Regions from separate parts of the Homo sapiens genome. Here all the other regions are linked to region 2. The links are chromatin loops, found by intact Hi-C in ENCODE. Cell type or tissue: PC-9. All regions are shown on one strand.

Region 1 (8,000 bases), 77 kb before region 2:
TAGCACTTTTGACTAACCTTTTTTTGTCTGGAGTGCTAAAAAGATGACTTTAAGAATAAATATCTCCTGAAAACTGGCTTGAGGGCCCCATTGAGTCTTGGTTAGAAGCCTGTGTTGGGGACAGTGGGCCTTCGTCTTCCGGATTTGTGTGGAGAGTGTGGCTTGTTTCGTGCAGGTGTCTGCCCAGGAGGTCAGGAAGGAGAATCCCCTCCAGTTCAAGTTCCGGGCCAAGTTCTACCCTGAAGATGTGGCTGAGGAGCTCATCCAGGACATCACCCAGAAACTTTTCTTCCTCCAAGTGAAGGAAGGAATCCTTAGCGATGAGATCTACTGCCCCCCTGAGACTGCCGTGCTCTTGGGGTCCTACGCTGTGCAGGCCAAGTTTGGGGACTACAACAAAGAAGTGCACAAGTCTGGGTACCTCAGCTCTGAGCGGCTGATCCCTCAAAGGTGAGCACAGGATGACCCGGCCTGGGCAGGAGCAGTCATGCCGTCCTCGGCAGGGAGAAGTGATTGCCTTAGAAGCACAGTTTAAAAACACAAGGACTTCGCCAGTGTCAAGTGCTCCTTCATGCTAGTCATTAAGTCACTGACCAGCGACCTGAAACATAGCCAGGGAAGGCGAGCTGCCATTCCTCATGGAAACTAAAGCGTGGCCGTGTCCTGTGGGACATGGCATAGCAAACTTCTCGACCTGACTGCTCAGCTCCTCCTGGGGTATGATAGGTTGCCCCTGTGAAATCTGTTTTTATTTAGTAATGGTCACAAAAATTACCCCATTTGGAAGAAGAGGCCACTTAAAATACCTCTTAGTTTTTCCAGCAGAACTGAGTTCTTGTTCAAAATGCTAAGTCTTCCAGATTAACTGTCATAAATAGAAATGCTGCACATCAGGAAATAGAAACCAAAGCTCTTTGGGATTGATTGATTTGAATGGAAAGTAAGGGTTTGAATGTGGGTGGTAAGTGGGCCTCCTTCCTTGCCTGTCACATTCCTTAAGGATGACAGTGCTGTTTCCTTTTGCATTCCAGAGTGATGGACCAGCACAAACTTACCAGGGACCAGTGGGAGGACCGGATCCAGGTGTGGCATGCGGAACACCGTGGGATGCTCAAGTGAGTGCTGTGCCCTGCTGTTGGGATCTTGCCATCTCCGTGCGCTCCAGCATGTCTTTTCCTGTGACTCTAGTTAGTGCTTTAAAGGGCTCTGTGTCAGGCCTTGTGAAGACCTTGAGGGAACCGAGTTAAAAGTGGGGTTTTCTTAGGGAAGAGGTTTTTTTTAAACAAAGCCAGGTGTCTTGCCTGGGGAAAGAAGCAGTTTAGCTCAAGCCTTCAGGTTCTAAAAGCTTACACCCTCCCTTTGTAGAAAGTGTTGTGTCTAAACTTCATCTTAGTCAGAGGGGCATTGTTCACCTGCAATCAGCATTATTCTGTCAAAGAGATGCTGGTTTGCTCATTATATGAAGGTACTTGTCTTACAAAGTGTATATAAATGAAAAAGGATCCCAAGTGAGAAATGCTGATGTCAGAGAACCTGGACGTGGGGCTGTTAATGTAAGACATGGCCGAGCCACCTGATTCTGGGTGTTCTCGTCCTAGAGCCTTGTCTCTGGCCTAGTCTTGCGAGTCTGCATTATTTCAGCCTCTGAAGTTTGTTTGAGGTTTGAGCCTCAGATTTTGTGCTTCAGGGTTTCCTGTCTGGCCCAAACATCCTTTATGGAAGGAAAACAACTCAAAGCCTATGAGGAGGGTTGTGGGAAGACATGTGTGGGCAAGAGAAAAAGGAGGATTGTGCTGAGTGATAAAACTTAAAAACCTGTTAGAGAAACCAGTGTGAATCAGTTCTTCTTCAAAGTGTGGGGTTTGGTGGTGAGGCTCCAGGGCAGCACGGACCCCACCCCAGGCATAGCTTCTGGGCTGTATGGGTCCCCTCCTCACCGGTCGGCTGCCCGGCCCCTGCCTGCCTGCACGCAGCACACAGCATTGAGCCCATCCTACACAAGGCGCCTTAATTTAAAAATACTGGAAAGGTTTTACTGTTCTAGATATTGAGTGCTACCAGTGACTCTGCCTGTTTCACTCTCCCCAATTAGAGATAATGCTATGTTGGAATACCTGAAGATTGCTCAGGACCTGGAAATGTATGGAATCAACTATTTCGAGATAAAAAACAAGAAAGGAACAGACCTTTGGCTTGGAGTTGATGCCCTTGGACTGAATATTTATGAGAAAGATGATAAGTGAGTTGAAGTTCACAGTTATCTTCAGTAGGTAGGGTGGTGGGCCTGGAAACAATGGCAAAATGGCAAATTTGTGGGTTATTTTTGAAGTATTTATTTAGCAACTTACTATCCCAAAGTAGGAAACTTTTTAAAGGGCTTTTGGACTGCTGTGGCCCTCTCAAAGGGTGGTCCAGAGGTGTGGGTTATCCTCTCTCATGGTGGGCGGGGCCGATAGTGGGCTCAGTCCTGGTAGAGGAAGGCAGAATAGAGCAGAGGCTGCCTCTCCTCCCCGCTGCCTCTGAGATTCCACCCCAGCTGCCTGCAGGTACCAGCACATCCATCCATAGCTACTTCGCAGGCAGCCCAGCCAGTGCTCGACTCCTGGCTCGAGGTTTGTGCTAATCCAACCAAGAATATTGATGGTGTGATGAGAGACTTGAAAAGCTGTAAACAATAGCCTGTACGTGTAGACACTTGAGCTAAATGCTGGGAGTCTGCAGGAGATATCTTAATTGCCTCGCATTAGTTACGTTGTTTGTTGAGTGAGGGCCTGTAAGCAAGCTGGGTAGAGCAGCAGAGCCAGGCCTCTCCACAGGGACAGGCAGTTCCGCTTTCACATACAGGGCATTTGCCTTCTTTCTGCTGAGGATAAACAGGGAAAGTCATCCTAGTTCATGAGGGCAAGTTTCCCATGGTGAGTCTGCGACATCAGCATAATCCTAGATTCTGGATTGATCTGATCAGAAGCTACCTGAATTTAAGAGGCAGAAGGAAACTACCTCTGGAAAGAGAAGGGAGAGGCTCCTGACTGCCTCCTGACTACCGTCTCTGCCCTGATTGTCCACAGTCAGCCTGATTGCTCTGCAGGGCTCCCCGAAACAAATCATCTGATGGCCACCAGGTTCAGGGGCCTGGCAGAGAAGGTGCCAGGGCAAGAATGCTCCTGGGGTCTTTTTGCCAAGCCCTGCCTTTTGGCCTGGGTTCCTGCTTTCCACGTAAAGAGCAGAGTGGCCCAGAGTTCCTGGATGTACCGGTTTCCTTCCCAGCCTCATGCTGTTCCTTGAAATGACAGCTCTCCCCATTTCCCACTTGAGGCTCACCCATCTCATCTGTTCTCAGATATTTTTGTTCTCAGCATCCCCACATCTCAGGTTCCCCCAAAACCCTCTCTGGAGTTCTCAAAGGGAGTGGTGCTGCTTTCCACAAATGACCTGCATGAGTCCATCTCCATTTGCAACCACGCGGATTCCTGCCAGACCCCAGGGCACAGATCTATTTCACTTGGGCAAGTCAGGGACCTGTGCCAGCTGTGCCCAACCTCCTCTCACCTCCGGGGCCCACGTGGTGATACTGCACAGGGAGGGAGGCAGGCGCTGTCACAGGAGCTCCTCAGAGAACCTGGAAATGAGATATTGAGGACTCTCGGTTCGCTCCTACTCCAAGTGTGCTGGATGCAGCATTGGTAAAGAAGCACGGAAAAGCCAGGCACAGCGGCTCACACCTGGAATCCCAGCACTCTGGGAGGCCGAGGCAGGCGAATCCCTTGAGCTCAGGAGTCTTGCCCAGCCTGGGGAACATGGCGAAACCCCGTCTCTACCAAAATTTAAAAAATTAGCTGGCTATGGTGGTGCACGCCTGTGGTCTCAGTCAGGTGGCTGAGGTGGGAGGATCACTTGAGCCTGGGAGGCAGAGGTTGTAGTAAGCCAAGATTGCGCCACTGCACTCTAGCCTGGGTGACAGAGCGAGACCGTGTCTCAAAAAAAATTTTAAAGAAGTGGGGAAAGTGGGTACTTGGAACCAGGACACCATCTTTCCGGGAGACCCTAGAGCTGAAGCCGTGGCTATTAAGACAGCCATGCCAAGGAGCAGTGCACAAAGTCCTCGTGGGAACGTATGTGGGAAACTGCCTCTGCCTTGGAAATCTCTTCAATGACCAGATTTTGTAACGTGGCCAGGCCAGGGCTGTCCAAACAGGTTTTTCAACCTGCAGGAAAACAGCCATGGGCAGGAACTTGCTGATGTCAGCTTGTAACTGCCCCAGCCCACGTAAGTGTCCATTTCTTCCAAGTAAAAACGTGAGCTGTGTGCCCTATTTAGTGCTGTTTTTGCGCTCTGCTCCCCCTCCCCCACCATTGAGCGATGAACGTGGCAACTCTCTCAGATGGTTCTTTCCCCACAGAGCATGCTGGGGTGTTGGGCAGGCTCACTTTCTGCCTCTCTTCTCCCCATTCCTGAAGGCACACCCCTCTCTTCATGAAAAAAGCATTTATGTAGATATTCAGTCATTTAATAGGCCCAAATTCTTTCCCTTTTGAACAAATATTGACAACTTGGTAGCAGCATAAGCAGGAGACTGTCCTGAAGTCTGAGGAGTGCTGAGAACTCGCCAGCTGTTGCGCTGTTACCTCTCTCGGTAGAACTAGGAGAATTAGATATGCCTGAAACATTGTTCAGGTGAGAAAGCTGATCTATTGAATATGGAAATTGAGCTCTAAGAGATTTATACTCTGCAAGTAAAGTCTCTATTAAAACACCTGTTTTAGTATTAAATAGGGTCTGGCTGGGAAATCTGTCTCTTGGGGTTCCCTTTTCATTGTACACATAAGCATTAAGTGGGAGCATGTAGGACTATTTGTCATCTTTCTTTAAACCCTTAGCTTGGAATAGGTGGGAGTATAAAGAGGGCAAAAACAGGTAAGCGCCCTCCTGACAGGCATTGTAAGCTTGTGAACAGAGGAAGTTCAGTTTAGCTGGGTTACAATTTGAAACCTGACACTCGGACCAAAAACAAAAACTAACAAAAACTAGAGGAACCTGATCTTTAGTCCTGTAAAAGCACTTTTTCTCCCTTAGCTTCATCCCTCTTTGGGCAGATTTCATCATAGAAGTCCTTCTGTAGGTAGGAGTTTCTGGAAATGCACTAGGTCCAGGGCTTCCACCTTAAAGGGAAAGGGTGCACGGGGAGCTTGGGGACTGAAACAGGAGCCACAGAACATGTCTCTTCTTTAAATTCCTTGCGGATAGGTACTCAGGGCTTCGCTTGCTTTCTCACGTCTCTTTCCGTATGCACTCCACTGTCACCCTCTGGCCCTCTAACACATTTCCAAGAAAACTGCAGGCATCCATATCCTTCCTCAAAATGAAAGTGCATATGATATACTAGAGGTTGGTTATGTTTTGTTCTTTTGATGTAAAATTTAAATACAATGAAATGTAATCTTAAGTGTTCATTTGTTGAGTTCTGACAAATATGCCTGAAAAATGCAAAATCTTAAGACATGTAGAACATTATCACACTCAGCTACATATTTTGGATTTACATTTTTTAATCATTCTTGGTTTTTTTTTTTTTTTTGATATGGAATCTCACTGTGTCACCCAGGGTGGAGTGCAATGGCACATTCTCAGCTCACTGTAACCTCTGCCTCCTGGGTTCAAGCGGTTCTCCTGCCTCAGCCTCCCGAGTAGCCAGGATTACAGGCACATGCCACCACTCCTGGCTAATTTTTGTATTTTTAGTAGAGATGGGGTTTCACTGTGTTGGCCAGGCTGGTCTCAAACTCCTGACCTCAAATGATCTGCCCACCTTGGCTTCCCAAAGTGCTGGGATACAGGTGTAAGCCACCATGCCTGGCCCATTCTTGCATTTTAAAGTCATTTCAGGCTGGGCATGGTGGCTCATACCTGTAATCCCAGCACTTTGGGAGGCTAAAACAGGTAGATCCCTTGAGCTCAGGAGTTCAAGACCAGCCTGGGCTGGTCTTTGCCAACATGGCAAAACCCCGTCTCCACCAAAAGTACAAAAAATTAGCTGGGCGTGGTGGTGCATGCCTGTGGTCCTAGCTACTTGGGAGGCTGAGGTGGGAGGATCACTTGAGCCCGGGAGGCGGAGGCTGCAGTGAGCCAAGATTGTGCCACTGCACTCTAGCCTGGGTGACAGAGTAAGACCCCATCTCAATTTAAAATATATATATTATTTCAAACTTTAAAAAGATTCTAAAAATAGTACAAATAATTCCCATATACCCTTCACTTAGCTTCCTCAAACATTAACACCTTATGTAACCGTAGTCCAAATACCAAGATAAGAAAATTAACATTAGCAGTCTCTAGACCTCATTCCCATTTTAATCAGTTGTCTCACTGATGTCCTATTTCTGCCCCGGGACCCTCTCTGGAGCCACACAGTTAGTTGTCAGACCTCCCTGTCTCCTTCGATGTGGGATAGTTCCAGTCTTTTTTTGTCATGACCTTGGTATTTTTGAAGAGTACTGGCCATTGACTTTGGAAAGCCCTTCAGCTTGGATTGTCTGGTGTTTTCTCATTATTTGGAGTTTTACATTTTTGGTAAGAATAAAGTGCTGTTTTGCCCTTCCAGGACCTCTTTCAAGGTGGCACATGTGGTCGGTATATCTTATCTTAGGTGGTGCTAATTTTGATTATTAGTTAAGGTGGTGTCTGCCACGTTTCTCCACTGTAAAATCACTATCCTTCCCTTTACAATTGGTCAGTATATTTGGGGGAGATAATTTTAAACTATGTAGATGTCCTAGTTCTAGCTACCATTGATGAGATTACTGTGGTATTTGAGAAATTGTGATTTTTAAAAACTTTTTACGTGTATTAATTGGAATTCTATAAGGAGCCAATTTCTGTTCTCCATTTATTCAGTTATATTAATATGGACTCATGGATATGTGTTTCGGTCTTTGGGTTATGATCTATGAGTATGTATCTTCTTGCTCAGGTTGTTTGAGATTTGGCCTTTAGGAGCACCTTGAAGTGTGAGCCCTGCATTCTTTGCAGGCTTCCTTGCTGCCTGGCTCCTCGAGATGCACCAGGTTCATCCTTTGTGTTCCCTGTTCTAGTCCTGGAATCAGCCATTTCTCCAAAGGCCTCTGTCTGGTCCCTGTTATTGGAGAATCACGCTTTTTTAATGTGTGGCCTAAGCAAGGACACTTATAAACCCTGTGGCCACCTTCTCTGTAGACCCTGTTCATGTCCTATATGTGATCTCTTAGGAAAAAGGAAATCCTTGGGCTTTAATTTTCCAACTTTGGTCAAGAATTAAAAGTTCTTTAACTCAAAAGTGAGTCATAATTTTCATGTTTAACCTTTTTGTTTTGATACTGCAGTTATGCTTATGAGTGGCTATGAATTGTTATATGAGGTTTCAAAGTCCTAAGAGGAAAAACTTTCTAGGCACACCAGAGAGCCGGAGGCCTAAATTTTCTAAGGTCAGAACCTGTTTTGAGAGTCCTGTGTAGAGACAGGAGCCGGAGAGGGGATCCCAGCCCCTTGAAGTTTCAGGATGCGGCACGCTGGCTCACAGTGCTATGTGCTGTGGGCGGAGCCTCCGGAGCTTGGATCCTAGCTTCTCTGTTGGTGCCAGCAGGCTGCTCTTGTGTTTTGGGAGAAAGTGCTCCAGAAGCAACACATGCCTACCTGGTGCCACTTTCACAGCCTTTCAATGTAAGGAGGACATAGGCTGAAGTCAGTAGCAGGGCAAGGTGGTATCTGGAGTTCCCCTTTAATGCTCTGAAACCTGTAAAGAAAATTACATCTCGAAGATAAAAGAACAAACTCATTGCATGTCTGTTTGAATGCCAGGTGTGTTTTTTTTTAATGGGGATTGGTGATTCTAGAGCATAGCACTGTAAAAGAAAGGATGTATACAAAAGCTTTGACATTTAGAACCATGGTCTGGCCAGTGTCCTGCCATCATTCCTGCAGGCACACCATGACTGACTGCGCTAATTCCCCAGAAGGGCCATGTCAG
Region 2 (8,000 bases):
GTTGGGGAAGGGGGCCGATGCCATGCCAAGAGTAAAGAGACCTCGGGTGCAGGCAGAAAGGGTCGCTGATGACACAGAGGGTCCCGCGACCAGAATGAGGAGAGAAGCTCTGCCCAGCCTGAGGGCCCTCGCTCCCCACCCCGCTTTGTGACCCGCTCCAGGCACAGTCAGATCCCTTTGCTGGGAGGTTCCGTGCCCGGCCTCAGCCTCGAAAGCTCCCCTGCTTCCTCTCCTTCTATCCCCTGACCCCTACTAGAGAAGTGCCCAGAATGGATACGTTACCCTGCCAGGACTGCGGCTGCACTGGCTCTCGCTGACAGGAGGTGGAGTAGGAGGAACCACAGAAATTTTGCTGCCAAGGAAAACACAGGCATAAGAAATGGGTTGTGAACCATGCAAGCCGTTAGTTTTACAAATACACAAAATGTGCCATTATTCTATAATTCTAGTTCTCCGCCTTTTTTTTAAACTGCCTCACTTTTTGGAAAAATAGCCAGCAGCCCTGCTTGGACCTGCTGCTCTACGAGGGGCATGATTTCCTGGTATCTATATGAGGGCGATGCTGCCTAAAGTCTGGGTACTCCGCCCCACTCAGTCATGTGTTCTGAAACAGCCTGGGTGCTCCGGCCTGGACCTGCCACCTGGCTGCGGGGAAACCCCTGGTTCCCATCTGCGCTCCCGTGTTCTCTTAGCACAAACCACACCAGCAGAAGCGCCAAAAATGTTGTGGATGTGAGAATCAACCACGAAGCAAACTGGAAGCTTGTGCTAAAAGAAATGGGAAAGAACAGGGGAGGAAAAAAATGAAAAAGTCTCGATATTGGAAAATTTCACCATGGGCCAAACAAAATAGCAGCTGGTGGGGAGCTTTCAGAAACACTTTAATAAATTGAGTGTAATCAGGTGTGTGAATTATGGCCAGCTTCATGACTGCTCAGTTTTTAGAATTTTGTGCAAAGAAGTTCACATCTCTCAGGCCATTATTCAATTCTATCAATGTTTATTTCACCAGTATCTCTAACGCGCCAGGCGCTGGGTAGGGTGTTAGAGATAGGCATGATTAATCAAAGCACATGCTTGCTTTAGAATTTCACTTAAGCGCAATTAAACATAATATTTAGTTTCCTTATAACACTTCAGGAGAATTTAAGAAGTAGAGCTGAATGTCTAGTGAGAAAATACTATGCTAACTAGAAGGTTTCTCATGAGAATCTGGAAACATCTCTGCTTTAATCTTTTTCAGGAACTTTATCTTTAAAAGAAAAAAAAAAAAAAGAGTCACATTCCAAAGCAGTGACATGTGAAAGTCAAGAGACCTATAAGTTCTTGCAGAGTGTCCTCTGCGCTCCTGCCCCGGAGGGCCAGGGACGGTCTGTCCTTTGTAACACTCACCTCAGCTTCTGATAAGATTGCAAGAGCTGCCCTCCAACTGTCTCATGTTTGCCTGCGAGAGATATCCATAGAGGGCGTTTATTATTAAGAATAGCACTTAGCTAATGTAAATACAGGAAATAGTAGATTAAAATTATTTTCTCTAGTATCATTTCTTGTGATTAAAAAGTAAGAGATCATTTTGAGGTGATAGAAATGTTCCAAAATTAGAGTGTAGAGATGGTTGTACAACTTTGTAAATTTACTCAAAATCATTGCATTGTAGACTGAAAAGACACATTTTATGTTATGGAAATTGTACTCTCCTAAAGTCATTTAAACATACACACACATTATGAAACCATAATTGTTGGGAATGACTACTTTTATTAAAAGTTGATATTGGATTAGATTTTCTAAATCTTCCATTCGTCCTTTGGAAACATTTCATAATGGAATGAATCTATTCCTGTAAGCTTGCCTTGTGATGAAGATTAAATTAATCTTTTAAAAACTGTAATCTACTTATTTCTAGTTACAGAGGCTAATAATTTCCTAAATAAGACTGCATCTGATATAGTACTCTTTTTGTTTCAAGAAAAGAGGTTTTTATGATGTGTTAAGACGCCAGAAATAAAACTCAGCATGTTCCCAGTTCTGTGAACACAGTGTTCCCTGGCCAAATGCATAGGAAGAGACCAGTCCTCGTCCAGCAGGGGGCTGGGAAGGAAGCAGCATTCTCCTGCTAAGGGAGGTTCCCAGAGGGCTCCACTCTGCCCAATACACAGACCAGAACACCGGGCCTGCCACCCTGGGAGGCAGTCTAGCTCCTGTGCCGAAGCTTGGGGGATTTCAGCCATTCCAAAAAAACCATTTACATATGGAAACATCACTTCCATAAGACCCACTGAAGGACACGGACAGTAAGAAAATCAGATGGGCTGGCCTTTGGGAGGGCAAATAGCATGTGATGTTAAGCTCTCAACACCAAGCCCCAAGCCTCAAAGGAAGAAGGCAGCCCCTAGATCAGGGTCCTTAGCCAGGCTGGCCATAGCGAGTGCAGGAGTCTTTGAAATCATGGCTAAAGTTCCGAGTCCACCTGCCTGTGTGCATTTTCTGGGGTTCATCTGGGGGACATCTGGCTTTCACAGGATTCTATAAGGCACCTGTGACCCTTCCCCTCCCCATTAAGAAATACTTCCCTAAGACAGAATGAAAAGGTACAACACAGTCTTGCCTGAAGCCCGGGCACTCAACTAGTAGGACCAGCTGGTCAGGGACCAAAGCTAGCACCTGCAGGAGCCCCCTGAGAGAAAACATCCAGGTCCAAGCAAAAAACAGCCTGACTGCAGTGTGCTGGCCATGGAAGCAAGAGAAAAACAGCCACGCTGCTCATCCTGCCCATCCTGGGGCGAGCACAGACCTGGGAGACAGCTGGTGCACAGCAGTCTGCGGGCGGCAATATACCACAGGGTGCTCCTGTCTCTGGATCCCCCTGCCCTATGTGGCCTTACAGCCATCACTGTCACCCTGTTCCTGGGTCCCCCATGCCCTACGTGGCCTTACAGCCCTCACCTATCACCCTGTCCCCAGGTCTATGTGACCTTACAGCCCTCACTGTCACCCTGTCCCCAGGTCTATGTGACCTTACAGCCCTCACTGTCACCCTGCCCCGAGTCCCTCCTGCTCTATGTGACTTTCCAGATCTCACTGTTACCCTGCCCCCAGGTCCCCCCCCGCTGCTCTATGTGACCTTACAGCCCTCAGTGTTACCCTGCCCCGGGTTCTTCCTGTCCTACGTGGCCTTATAGCCCTGTCACCCTGTCCCCAGGTCCCTCCTGCCCTATGTGACCTTACGGCCCTCAGTGTTACCCTGCCCCGGGTTCCTCCTGTCCTACGTGGCCTTACAGCCCTCACTGTCACCCTGCCCCGGGTCCCTCCTGCCCTATGTGGCCTTACAGCCCTCACTGTCACCCTGTCCCCAGGTCCCTCCTGCCCTATGTGGCCTTACAGCCCTCACTGTCACCCTGTCCCCAGGTCCCTCCTGCCCTATGTGGCCTTACAGCCCTCACTGTCACCCTGTCCCCAGGTCCCTCCTGCCCTATGTGGCCTTACAGCCCTCACTGTCACCCTGCCCTGGGTCCCTCCTGCCCTATGTGGCCTTACAGCCCTCACTGTCACCCTGTCCCCAGGTCCCTCCTGCCCTATGTGGCCTTATAGCCCTCACTGTCACCCTGCCCCGGGTCCCTCCTGCCCTATGTGGCCTTACAGCCCTCACTGTCACCCTGCCCCGGGTCCCTCCTGCCCTATGTGGCCTTACAGCCCTCACTGTCACCCTGCCCTGGGTCCCTCCTGCCCTATGTGGCCTTACAGCCCTCACTGTCACCCTGCCCTGGGTCCCTCCTGCCCTATGTGGCCTTACAGCCCTCACTGTCACCCTGCCCTGGGTCCCTCCTGCCCTATGTGGCCTTACAGCCCTCACTGTCACTCTGTCCCTGGTTGTGGCAACAGTATCCTGAGGCACAGTCACCAAAAAGCCACATCCCTCTTAGAGAATCTGAGGCTATCACACTACCACCTGGAACCCTTCAGTGACTCCCTATGGCGTGGTCTGAAGTCCAGGCCCACGTGGCTTCCGGGGTGCCCCACCCTGCGGGGTCACCCCTCCGCCTGCAGGCCTTGCCCTTTCACTCCAGCAAACCAATTGTCCCTTATTGCCCTGCCTACCCGGTGAGGCCGGCCCTGCCTGCACGATTACTGTCACCCCCACCTCGTCTCCTCCTGCTATCCCCCACGGGCAGTTCTGCCTCAGGTCCACATCTCAGACCCCAGCTAGGAAACCTCCGCTTCGGCCCGGGTCGCAAATCCCCCGCGTCCCCGCTGCGGCTCCTGCACGGACCGGGCGTGCGCGTGGCTTTCTGCTGCCCCCTGCCGGCTGCAGCGACGCGGGGCACAGGCGGGGCCTGGGTCAAGGCTGGAGAGGGAACGTTGCACTGTGCTGGCCCCAGGGAGGGGCCCGTCACAGCTGCTCAATTCCGCCCTATGACAGCAGCCACAGACAGTAATAAAGGGCAGGCGTGCCCGTTCCCACGAAACTTCATGGGCACTGAAATTTGAATGTGTCACAAAGATTATTCTTTTGTTTTTTTTTTTAACCATTTAAAAATGTAAAACCCGGCCAGGTGTGGTGGCTCACATCTGTAATCCCAGCACTTTGGGAGGCTGAGGCAGGCGGATCACTTGAGGCCAGAAGTTCGAGACTAGCCTGGCCAACATGATGAAACCTCGTCTCTACTAAAAATACAAAGATTAGCCTAGCCGGGCATGAGGTCACACGCTTGTAATCGCAGCTACTCGGGAGGCTGAACTCAAGAGGCAAAGGTTGCAGTGAGCCCAGATTACACCACTGCACTCCAGCCTGGGAGATAGAATGAGACTCCATCTCAAAATAATAATAATAATAATAATAATAATAATAATGATAATAATATAAAACCCACTCTTAGTTCACAGGACATATGAAAGCATGCAGGGGGACCCGCAGGTCCCACTCTGCCCCCTGCCTCACTGCCCCAGTTGTGGGCTGTTGCTCTCAGCAGGGCAGGGGTTGCTAGAGACACAGAGCCCCAGGCAGCCTCCAGCCTGCAGAGCCCCAATCCCATTGGAGCAAGATCCGGGCAGATTTGAGAACTCAAGGAAGTTGGAGCAGCACTGCCCTGTGTGGCTTTTACCAGCCCACTGTTGACTGTCATTTCACTTCTTCTCTTTGATTCCTCAGTTGTTTCTTCCTAGAAGCTTCCTTAAAGAGCCCTGAATTTTGACCTCTTGTTAACATGTCAGTATTCGCGCAAGGAGCTGTGAGATGCTCACAGACAGGCATCCCTCGAGAGGCAGGTGTTTTGGACCAAGGGCCCCCACCACCCTGCCCGGTCTGGCTGGCGAGTGACTTTAGCAGGGATACCCGTCTTTGCCAGGGACAGGAACAGCTGCAGGCCAGGGCCCAGGTCTGAGGCTGCCAGGGCTTGTCTCAGGCACATGGCTGGTTGGCAGCCGTGTCTGCCAGGCACGGCGCGGAGCATTTTGCACACATTTGCTGCTCGGGTGGTTGCCAGGTGTCATCCCAATTTTTTTTTTTTTTTTTTTTTTTTTAAGACAGAGTCTTGCTCTGTCGCCCAGGCTGGAGTACAGTGGCACGATCTTGGCTCACTGCAACCTCCGCCTCCCAGGTTCGAGTGATTCTCCTGCCTCAGCCTCCCAAGTAGCTGGAACTACAGGCGCCCGCCACCACACCTGGCTAATTTTTTGTATTTTTAGTAGAGATGGGGTTTCACCGTATTAGCCAGGATGGTCTCGATCTCCTGACCTTGTGATTCGTCCGCCTCGGCCTCCCAAGGTGCTGGGATTACAGGCGTGAGCCACTGTGCCAGGCCCCCAATTTTATAAATGAAAAGCGAGGCTCAGGGATAAGGTGTCATGGGCCCAAAGTCACAACGTCTACAAGTGACAAAACGGATTTTGTACCACAACTTGCCTAAAAAGCCTGCAGGAAGTCAGAAAAAGTGTACAAATATAACTTAGGGTGGGGAGCGGGTGGGGACAAGACCAAAACGGGGATAGTCGAGGGCTGTACAGACACGGGGTCACCGCTCTGCTTCTATTCGAACATTTTCCTAATACAAAGCCGGGGGGAAACGACCACCTGGAAACCAACAACCATGTCCCAGAAAGCTGAGTAACTTCTTTTCCCCCCCTCTTGTTTTTGAGACGGGGTTTTACTCTGTCACTCAGGCTGGAGTGCAGTGCTGTGATCATAGCTCACTGTAGCCTCTCACTCCAGGGCTCAAGCGATCCTCCCACATCAGCCTCCTCCAGGAGGCAGAAGAGACCACTTGAGGCCAGGAGTTTGAGACCAGCCTGGGTAACTTAGTGAGACTATGTCCTATAAAAAAAAAAAAATTTTTTTTTTTTTTTTTTTTGAGACAGAGTCTCACTCTTGTTGCCCAGGCTGGAGTACAATAGCGCGATCTTGGTTCACTGCAACCTCCGCCTCCCGGGTTCAAGTGATTCTCCTGCCTCAGCCTCCCAAGTAGCTGGGATTACAGGCGTGAGTTACCAGACCCAGCTAATTTTTTTTCTACAAAAAAAATTTTAAATGAGCTGGGCATGGTGGCATGTGCCTGCAGTGATCCTCCCATCCAGCTACTCAGGAGGCTGAGGTGGGAGGATAGCTTGAGCCCAGGACTGACAGGCTACAGTGAGCTATAATCGCAGCACTGCACTCCAGCCTGAGTGACAGAGTAAAACCCTGTCTCAAAAACAAGAAGGGAAGGGGGAATCTAGACACACAGGCAGATGGGCACAGAGGGGAGACAATGTGGAGACAGCCCCGTGACCATCAGGGCAGAGACTGGGGTAATTGCTGAGACCCACTAGAAGCAGGAAGAGGGAGGCAGCGTTCTACCCTAGCACCAGCAGAGGAAGCATGGCCCCACTGACACCTCAATTTCGGCCTACCAGCCTCCAGAACTGGGAGATGATACATTTCTGTTGTTGGAGGATCCCCAGGTTGTGGCACTCTGTTACTGCAGCCCCAGGAGGCAAATCCAGAGGCCGCGGGTGCTTGAGTGACTACCTGCCTCTCCACTGTCCCTTTCTGCCACCCCCATCTCCTTCGCTCAGCCCCAGTCAAACAGAGCCTCCCAGCTGCCTGTGCCCACTCCAGGCCTTGTGCCTCTCCCCACGCCTCCTCCCCCCCAGAACAGCTCTTCATCTACACCCCAGCTCACACTCCTCCATGACCCTCTCCCCATGGCTCCTCCCCCCAGACAGTCCTTCATGTACACCCCAGCTCACACTCCTCCATGACCCTCTTCCCACGGCTCCTCCCCCAGACAGCCCTTCATCTACACCCCAGCTCACACTCCTTCATCTACACCCCAGCTCACACTCCTTCATCTACACCCCAGCTCACACTCCTTCATCTACACCCCAGCTCACACTCCTTCATCTACACCCCAGCTCACACTCCTTCATCTACACCCCAGCTCACACTCCTTCATCTACACCCCAGCTCACACTCCTTCATCTACACCCCAGCTCACACTCCTTCATCTACACCCCAGCTCACCTCCTTCATCTACACCCCAGCTCACCTCCTCCATGACCCTTCTAAGAGTTCATTCACAGGGATTCCATGACTGTCCTCACCAGGCTGGCCCCATTGTGGTTACTGTGCACGCCTGCACTAAAACTCCTCTGACTCCACTGTAATCAATATGCATCTGTCTCTCCCCTTTTTGAGGACATGGCCTCATCTTCTGCATCTCGCTGTCCCTGGTACCCAGAAGAGGGCTTGCCATATAAGAGGTGGTGCTTATAAATACAACAGGCCAGGTGCGGTGGCTCATGCCTGTAATCCCAGCACCTTGGGAGGCCAAGGAGGGCAGATCATGAGGTCAGGAGATCGAGACCATCCTGGCTAACACAGTGAAACCCCGTCTCTACTAAAAGTACAAAAAATTAGCCGGCCGTGGTGGCGGGCACCTGTAGTCCCAGCTACTCAGGAGGCTGAGGCAGGAGAATGGCATGAACCCAGGAGGCGGACCTTGCAGTGAGCCAAGATCGCTCCA
Region 3 (8,000 bases), 210 kb before region 2:
CAGTCTCCACTCCTCCCTTTCGTAGCACCGGGAACACTTTACAAATTTACATAACCTACCTGACCCCTGTGAGATGTGAACTTTGCAGTCTACCCTCAAGGTCTCAAAGGTTGGCTGCCTTTCTGGGATTAGGAAAGGATTCATTCTTTCAGATTTCCCAAAGAACAAGGGAAATCATGACGTGCCTGTAGCTTCTCCTGTTGTTACATCCACATGGAGCCCCCCAATGGGAAAGCAGGGAAAGCTGGATATGGGCCCCCAGCTTTCCCATCTCACATGGCCTGCAGCAGTGGTCCACCCACATGTTAAGGAAAAGATTATTCTCACCCTTGTTTTTGTGTTGTTTTTGTTTTTGGTTTTTTGGGGTTTTTTTGTTTGTTTGTTTGTTTTTTTGATGTAGAGTCTCCCTCTGTCGCCCAGGCTGGAGTGCAGTGGCGCAATCTCGGCTCACTGCAACCTCCACCTCCCAGGTTCAAGCAATTCTCCTGCCTCAACCTCCTTAGTAGCTGGGATTACAGGCGTGCACCACCACACTCAGCTAATTTTTGTATTTTTAGTAGAGACAGGGTTTCACCATGTTGGCCAGGCTGGTTTCAAACTCCTGACATCAGGTGATCCGCCCGCCTAAGCCTCCCAAAGTGCTAGGATTACAGGCGTGAGCCACCACAACTGGCCCTCACCCTTGTTAAAGGACGGACTTTACTCAGGACTATCATGATAGTGACAGGGACCACCGCAATGGGATTTTGCAGCAGGACAGAGAGATAGGGGAAAGTGGGAGTTGTTAGCCATGGAGCAGGGCAGGAGGCTCAGCAGATGGAAAATGATTCAGATGAAACATCAGGCCATGGGGATTCTGGCTATACTCAACTAAGAGGGCTCTTGCTGAAGGCAGGCCAAGGCTATGGTGGGGGCGAGGATTTGATCAGATACGGAGGGTGACCCACTATCGAGGCTAAACTGACTTAGCAGGATTCTTGCTAAAACTGGGATTTTAAGGATGTGTCTAAGGAGAGAGCCTCATTGAAAAACAGCTCAGAGGAGGCTGGGCTAGAGTTTGGTCAAGGAGAGAATCTTTGTCACAGACCTCCCCTCCTCACAGACAGGCCTCTCTCCAACGGGCTAGAAGGACTGTGCCTGGCTGTAAATGGCTGTAAAATGCCTGCCTCTTTCTCCACACTTCAAGGAGACTGAAGGGAAGAGAGGAGAATGCCAGGAGAGGGGCAGCTCCTTAGAGCACGGGGAGGGGCTCTGAGCAGCAGCGCTGGAAGCTGTGATGGGCGGTCGGTCAGTCCCAACAGCAAAAAGAAGGGAGCTGGCCCCAAGGAGACAGGGGACTAGGAGTTTGACACTCAGGAGGAACCAGCAGATTCTGCCCTCTGCACAGAGGTCATGTGACTTGTGCGGCAGGGGCCAGCTCGAGGGGTGGCAGTCACAGTACAAGGTGACACAATAATGGTGAGCCTAGGTTTCAGGCCTGGGTTCCATACCAAATATGTTTATATTTATATCACGACAATCACGGGTGGGAGGTTGTATCTCGCATTATAGAAAAATATTAGAATCTGGGTGTGGTGGCTCACACCTGGAATCCCAACACTTTGGGAGGCCAACGCAGGCAGATTGCTTGAACTCAGGAGTTCAAGACCAGCCTGGGCAACATGGTGAAGTTCTGTCTCTACAAAAATACAAAAATTAGCTGGGGGTGGTGGTGTGTGCCTGTAGTCCCAGCTACTTGGGAGACTGAGGTAGGAGGATCGCTTGAGCCTGGGAGGCAGAGGTTGCAGTGAGCCAAGATTGCACCATTGTACTCCAGCCTGGGTGACAGAGCAAGACCTTGTCTTAAAAAAAAAAAAAAAAAAAGAAAGAAAGCAATGCACAGGCTGGGGGTGGTGGCCCACACCTGTAATCCCAGCACTTTGGGAGGTCAAGGCAGGTGGACCACCTGAGGTCAGGATTTTGAGACCAGCCAGGAGACGGAGGCAGTGAGCCAAAATCATGCCACTGCACTCCAGCCTGGATGACAGAGCAAGACTCCATCTCAAAAAAAAAAAAAAAAAAAAAAAAAGCAATGCACACAATTAAAGGTTGTTGGGTAACTTCGCAGCCCTGAAAGACACTAGGAAGTCTTCCAACATATCTGAATTTCAAAGAAGGCTTGAGATAGAGAAAGACCTTCTTCCTGGGTCCCCCAGCTACCATATACTCTCCAGCCAGCGGTGCTCTCCCAAGTACCTTTGCATAGTGAACAAAGTGCACAGCCATGATCAGCATTATTTCTTCTATTTAACAGTGTGGAATCTACGAGAGGACTTATTGCTCACTGAGCACAGGGAGTGGGGCCTATGAAGTGGGTTCAGTGAACCCAACAGGTATTACTCACTGCTCTGCAATATTTATGGTGCTGGAGATACCCAGCATCCTGGGGTGTAGACTGAGGAGGAAGGGCTAGGCTAGAGGGCAACCTTTCAAAGAATGGAAGCTGTTAAGGCCTCTGGCTGTAGTGGGTGGACAGTGGGCAGAGTGAGAAAGGAGTAACAGTGATGTTAACTAGCATCTAGTAAGTACTTTCCCCATAAGAAGCTCCATGTAAATCACTTTATAAGTATTGTCTCTTTGCATCTTCCCCCACATGAGGTATGTACTATATTATCCCCATTTCACAGGGAAGGAATCTAAGGTTGAAGCAAGTTATATGACCTGCCCAGGCCTCAGTGGTAATAAATGGTAGAGTTGGGGTTTGAACTTAAGTCCCAGGAGTCTGGGAACAACTAAACATAAGGAAAGGGCAAAGGAGACAGAAAAATGAGAAGCTCCCAAAGTGGGTGACTTTAGAGGAGGGAGGTGGCAAAGCAGCCAAGGGGCTGAGCTCTGGGCAGAAGAGGAAGGAGACTAAGCCTCGGGAGGGGCCCCAGGATGGCAACAGATGGGGAGACATTTCCCAGGAGCTGTGAAGGCTGAAAGCAAACTGTGGGCTGGTGGGGAATTAATGGGAGATGAGGAAATGTAGACACGGACAACATGGATGCCTTTACCAAGAAGCCAGGCTGTGGAATAAAGATCAACAGTAACAAACCCCTTCAACGTGTAATTTCATTGTTAGGCCAAACTGGAAGAGAGCCAAAAGCCACCAGGAGCCCAGTCCAAATGTCACCTGCCCACCACACACAGCGGGCTTCCTGTGGTATGAACTATTCACCCCAAATCAGCCTCTTCCCCAGAGCAAACGCCTACCCTGTTGGTATATTTGTAGTCCCTTTCCTGCCTGCCAAGGTGCTGGAAGTAATTGTGCAGGTATGAGCTGGCCAGCCATAGGGCAGCAACCCTCTATGCAGACACAGAATGTCCTGAGCACACCAGGAACTGCAGACACCAGCACCCCACATGACTTCTAGAACTTCCAAGTGCCCACTGATGACATCCTCTGTAAATGCCCCAAGAGAGCAATGCTTTTTTGCCTTGGAAACATCTTTTATACAATCCAGTCTCTCCCAGATCCCTGACCTGAGGCATCGAGGAGAGTTGGTTTGTTTTTAGAAGGCAGCCATTCTTGACAAAATGCACACAAAGATTGGCAGCTATCTGCCTTCCAGGGGCCCCATGAGAGACTAACTCCTCTCCTTCCAACTCCTCTACTTTCAAAGCAAGATGTAGTTTGGGGACAAAATCAGGGAAAGGAGAAACAGGATTTCTTCTCTCCCCGCCACCCGCCATCAGGCTACCAGAGTTTTTAAGGGTAGAGATAGGCTCAGATTTTCCCTGAGGGGTTACGTATACAAAAAATATTCCATAATCATCCAATGGGATCATTACAAATTACTGGATAAAAGCCTTTCTTTCTTCAATCCTCATAGCCCTCTTCTCTTCAAAGAAGTCCACAGAGCTGGAAAAATATAGGAGACAAAAGATTTAAAGACGAATCTAGGGCGAAAACAAAGTGGAAACTTCCCAGCCATGTTCTTGAATGCTAAGCTGAGCCCTGATTCATCAAACACTTTGAATGTGATTCCTAAAATCAATCTTTTCTTTTTCATTTAAAAAAAACAATGCCTACAGGCTCACATTTTGTAGAACAGTGGTGAAAGAGAATTGAAAATATTATTCAAACATATTTTACAACTAACTGAAAAGAACAAACATTTAGAGAAGTGAAAGTCACTGAAATAGGCCTCCCCTGTGCTTTTCTTCAAAGATTTTCTGATGTCAGCTTAGAAGTGAGTTAGAGAAAGGATTAAATACAAAGGAGGGGAGGGGTTCTCTCATCAGCCACCCATGAGAATTGGGAGTTTCTGGCTCAGGCCAGAGAGGCGACTGCCCCTGCCGGGGGACCTCCACCTCTCGGCCACCTTTTTCCACCTGCATAGCCCCTTCCCCCATCAAACTGCACTTAGGAAGGTCAATAATGGTGCTGGTGGTCACATATTCCCTGACGTTCCTGGGTTCAGTTGCTGCTATGTCTTTTTAGATGCTAATTTTATGCTTCACTCAAAGGTTTTCCAAAGAAAGAGGCTTTTAAGTAATGAAAGAATGAATGGGGTTTAAAGCCCTGGCAAGCTGATACCGATCAGTCTCTGGAAAGGTACAAAGCACGCTGTAGAACGGGTTTGGCTTGGAACTGAAACCACGCATCGGAGAAAATATTTGCAACAGAGGGGGTGTCACTGCCACAGGAAACTTAGCAAGGGGCCCATTTCCCAGTATAGTTTAGTTATCTCAAAAGATTTCTTCCCTGTCCAGGTATTATTACCACAGGAGACTGGGAAGAATCACCAGATGAAAATGCTTACATTTAATACTAAAGCTTCCTTGCAAAGCAATAAAAGTTTTATATGATTTAATTTATTAGTTTCATTGTAGAACGATTTTTAACCAGTCTTGTCCGAGACTCAGAATTTTGGTTGACTTTTGTACTTAAATTTACCACGGAATTTTCTTTCCACTTGTAAGATTTAAGTGTTTAACAAGTACTTGCTGGTAAAGGCGCTAACAAAAGCGTTGCTGAGTAACACCAGAACTGTTCACACACTAAAAGGCTGAGACGGGGGAAGAGCAGACGAGGGGGATCTTCTCTGGGGAAAAGATAGAGGCTAGGATGTGCCACCCCTCGGAAGAGCAGATGGACAGCACGACTGCTGCCGTCCCAGCCACCACGGTCCCAGCACCAGACACCGGCTTCGAGTGGTTTCTTATCTTCACTTCTTCCTCTTAAAAAAAAAAGAAAAAAAAATCAAATAATACACAAAGGCATAAAAAATAACACAATCAGCACCTTTTACTCCCCCACTACCCAGCTTAAGAAATAAAACATGATAGGCCGGGCGCGGTGGCTCACGCCTGGAATCCCAGCACTTTGGGATGCCAAGGCGGGCGGATCAGGAGGTCAGGAGATCGAGACCATCCTGGCTAACACGGTGAAACCCCGTCTCTACTAAAAATACAAAAACACATTAGCCCGGTGTGGTGGCGGGTGCCTGTAGTCCCAGCTACTCGGGAGGCTCACTCTGTCACCCAGGCTGGAGTGCAGTGGCGCAATCTCGGCTCACTGAAACCTCTGCTGCCCGGGTTCAAGCAATTCTCCTGTCTCTGCCTCCTGAGTAGCTGGATTATAGGCGCCTGCCGCCATGCCTGGCTAATTTTTGTATTTTTAGTAGAGATGGGGTTTCACCATCTTAGCCAGGCTGGTCTTGAACTCCTGACCTTGTGATCCACCTGTCTCGGCCTCCCAAAGTGCTGGGATTACAGGCATGAGCCACCGCGCCTGGACTTTTTTTTTTTTTTTTTTTTTTTTTGAGATGGAGTCTCGCTTTGTTGCCCAGGCTGGAGTACAGTGGCTCCATCTCGGCTCACTGCAAGCTCCGCCTCCTGGGTTCATGCCCTTCTCCTGCCTCAGCCTCCTGAGTAGCTGGGACTACAGGCACCCACCACCACACCTGGCTAATTTTTGTATTTTTTTAGTGGAGACAGGTTTCACTGTGTTAGCCAGGATGGTCTCGATCTCCTGACCTTGTGATCCGCCCGTTTTGGCCTCCCAAAGGGCTGGGATTACAGGGGTGAGCCACCACACCTGGCCTGGTCTCGATCTCTTGACCTCACAATCTGCCCACCTCGGCCTCCCAAAGTGCTGGGAGTACAGGTGTGAGCCACCATGCCTGGCCTATACTGCACATTTTTAAGCTTTATATGCCCAAAGGTGTGTGGAATCATAAGCAAGTATTTTTTGTGGGGGCGTCTGTCTATATAAACAATTTGAGTTGCCCAAACCAGCATATTAGTACCATTCTGGCAGCCCAATCTTGTGCTATGCCACCTGCCAACAGGAACACCAGCCAACTGCACCAGCCAACAGGAGCAATCTGCTCAGAGTTCTTCCTGGAACCAAGACTTGGACACAAAGGTGCAGCCCAGAGCTGCTAGGGGCATCTGGTCAACCTCAGGAGCTGTGCAAAGGGTGGAGAGGAAAGCTAGTCATCTGGGTCTCTGTCCAAGCTCTGCCCTAGCTCCTGAGATGTGGGACCCATGACAGGGGCCCCATTTGCACCAGTCTAGGACCAGTACAAGTATACCACATGTGTACTTCTGAAGTTCACATTTACCATTCAACATTGTGTGAATTATCCATGTTGACAACCACAGCTCTAGCTCATTCACTTTCATTGCTATTTAGCATTCCATTATATAGACAACAATTTATTTATTCATTCTCCTGATAATGGACATTTTGTTTCCAATTTCCTACTATAAAAGAATTCACGTGGTGTCATTCATCTGGGGTAATACCCGAGGCTTCGTTGTCCCACGCCAAGGAAATCAAGGATGCAGACACACAAGGAGTGAAGTTAACAGTGGTGGTTTAATAGGCGAAAGAAAGAGAAATGCTCTCTCGGGCAGATAGAGGGGGTCCTGAGCGGGTCTTCAGGTCCACAGTGAAGCGCAGGAGGTTTTATAGATAAGCTTGAGGAGGCAGTGTCTGATTTAGCTAGGGCACGAAAGATTGGTCAAACCAGTTGTGCCATTTGCATACAGCACGAAGAACTGGTTAGGACTGGGTGTGCCATTTGCATAGCGTGCAAAGAAGCTGGCCGCCCCACCCTAATCTTTTACTATGCAGGTGGGGTCTCCACCTGGCCGGTGCCATGTTGCCTGCTTCTTTACTGCACACGTGGTGACAAAGAAAAGGGAAGATGGAGTCTCCATATTGAATATACCTGGTCCCCAGGTAGCCTTTTCCTGTTGGCACAGCTGCCAGCATTCACCCATGCAAGCTTCCAGCTTGCTTATCTATGTTTGCAGCTTGATTTTATAGGCTGCTCTTTGTTAGAAAAGAAATGATTTGGGGGCTGCTTTTTGTTTAAAAGGCAGCCTTGCCAAGGACTCCTTTAGCCTCACTATCTGCCTAAATAATTTCTTTTTAGCTCCTGTATCAGAATGATACATTAAATATTCTTTGACATATCTCCTGCCATGTGCAAGGGCTTGTCTGCAGTGCGTACCTAAAAGGGAATTACTGCATCTTATCGTATGTGTATTGTCAACTTTATTAGATATTTTCAACTTATTCTACCAAGTGATTACCAATTTATATTATCATTACTGTAAATTGCTTCATAGCCACATCAATTGTTGGTACTGTCAACCTGAAATAATCAAAAGGGTCAGAATCTAATTTTAAAGGAGTGTATTCAAATGCAAAGTTTGAGAATAGTCCACCAGGAAACCAACTCCAAGGAATGGAGTTGGCAGTTCAAAGTAGGGAAGTTAAGGTTTCATTTATACAGGGAGAGACAGGGTAGCTTTTAGCAAGATTAGAACATTTTTCATACAAGGTTGGTACATAGTTATAGCAATTTGACTGATGATAGGCAGTGTTTGTGGGAAGGCTACATTTAGCATTTTTTAAAATAAAGGGTATAATAGCGATGGGTTTTGTCATCTGCGATCAGCAAGGCAGGACAACAAAGGGGATGTTAATCAATAACAAAGGCCATTAATTAGGAAGACAG

What was found. Peaks named below come from ENCODE experiments on the same cell type or tissue, not always from the same donor. Only the 100,000 strongest peaks of a DNase experiment are listed, where the experiment ranks them.
Region 1: a loop joins it to region 2, with 5 times the contacts of the local background. A loop is called at or near these places in 30 of 110 quality-filtered maps.
Region 3: a loop joins it to region 2, with 2.9 times the contacts of the local background. A loop is called at or near these places in 2 of 110 quality-filtered maps.

Annotation. Positions count from the first base shown.
Region 1 is chr6:158,777,759-158,785,758 of GRCh38, reverse strand. EZR (ezrin) reads left to right here. Exons shown (of 14, transcript NM_001111077.2): 5 at 176-450; 6 at 1,032-1,115; 7 at 2,093-2,239. Among named protein-coding and RNA genes, the nearest start is that of MIR3918, 17 kb to the right of the region's middle. RefSeq lists an enhancer at 366-1,565. In PC-9, no CTCF peak of the experiment used is centred here; DNase peaks (open chromatin) are centred at 998 and 4,178; H3K4me3 peaks cover 315 bases; H3K27ac peaks cover 7,829 bases.
Region 2 is chr6:158,700,674-158,708,673 of GRCh38, reverse strand. It overlaps SYTL3 (synaptotagmin like 3), which reads right to left. Exons shown (of 18, transcript NM_001242394.2): 7 at 1,393-1,444; 8 at 283-352. Among named protein-coding and RNA genes, the nearest start is that of SYTL3, 55 kb to the right of the region's middle. RefSeq lists enhancers at 1-295, 296-927, 3,775-3,824. In PC-9, CTCF peaks have their summits at 2,050 (motif pointing right), 4,076 and 4,290 (motif pointing left); DNase peaks (open chromatin) are centred at 573, 1,353, 3,993 and 4,383; H3K4me3 peaks cover 2,442 bases; H3K27ac peaks cover 5,461 bases.
Region 3 is chr6:158,907,171-158,915,170 of GRCh38, reverse strand. LINC02901 (long intergenic non-protein coding RNA 2901) reads right to left here. Exons shown (of 3, transcript NR_160980.1): 3 at 4,818-5,204. Among named protein-coding and RNA genes, the nearest start is that of LINC02901, 41 kb to the right of the region's middle. RefSeq lists enhancers at 3,575-4,368, 4,369-5,162. In PC-9, no CTCF peak of the experiment used is centred here; DNase peaks (open chromatin) are centred at 3,230 and 4,600; H3K4me3 peaks cover 1,599 bases; H3K27ac peaks cover 4,257 bases.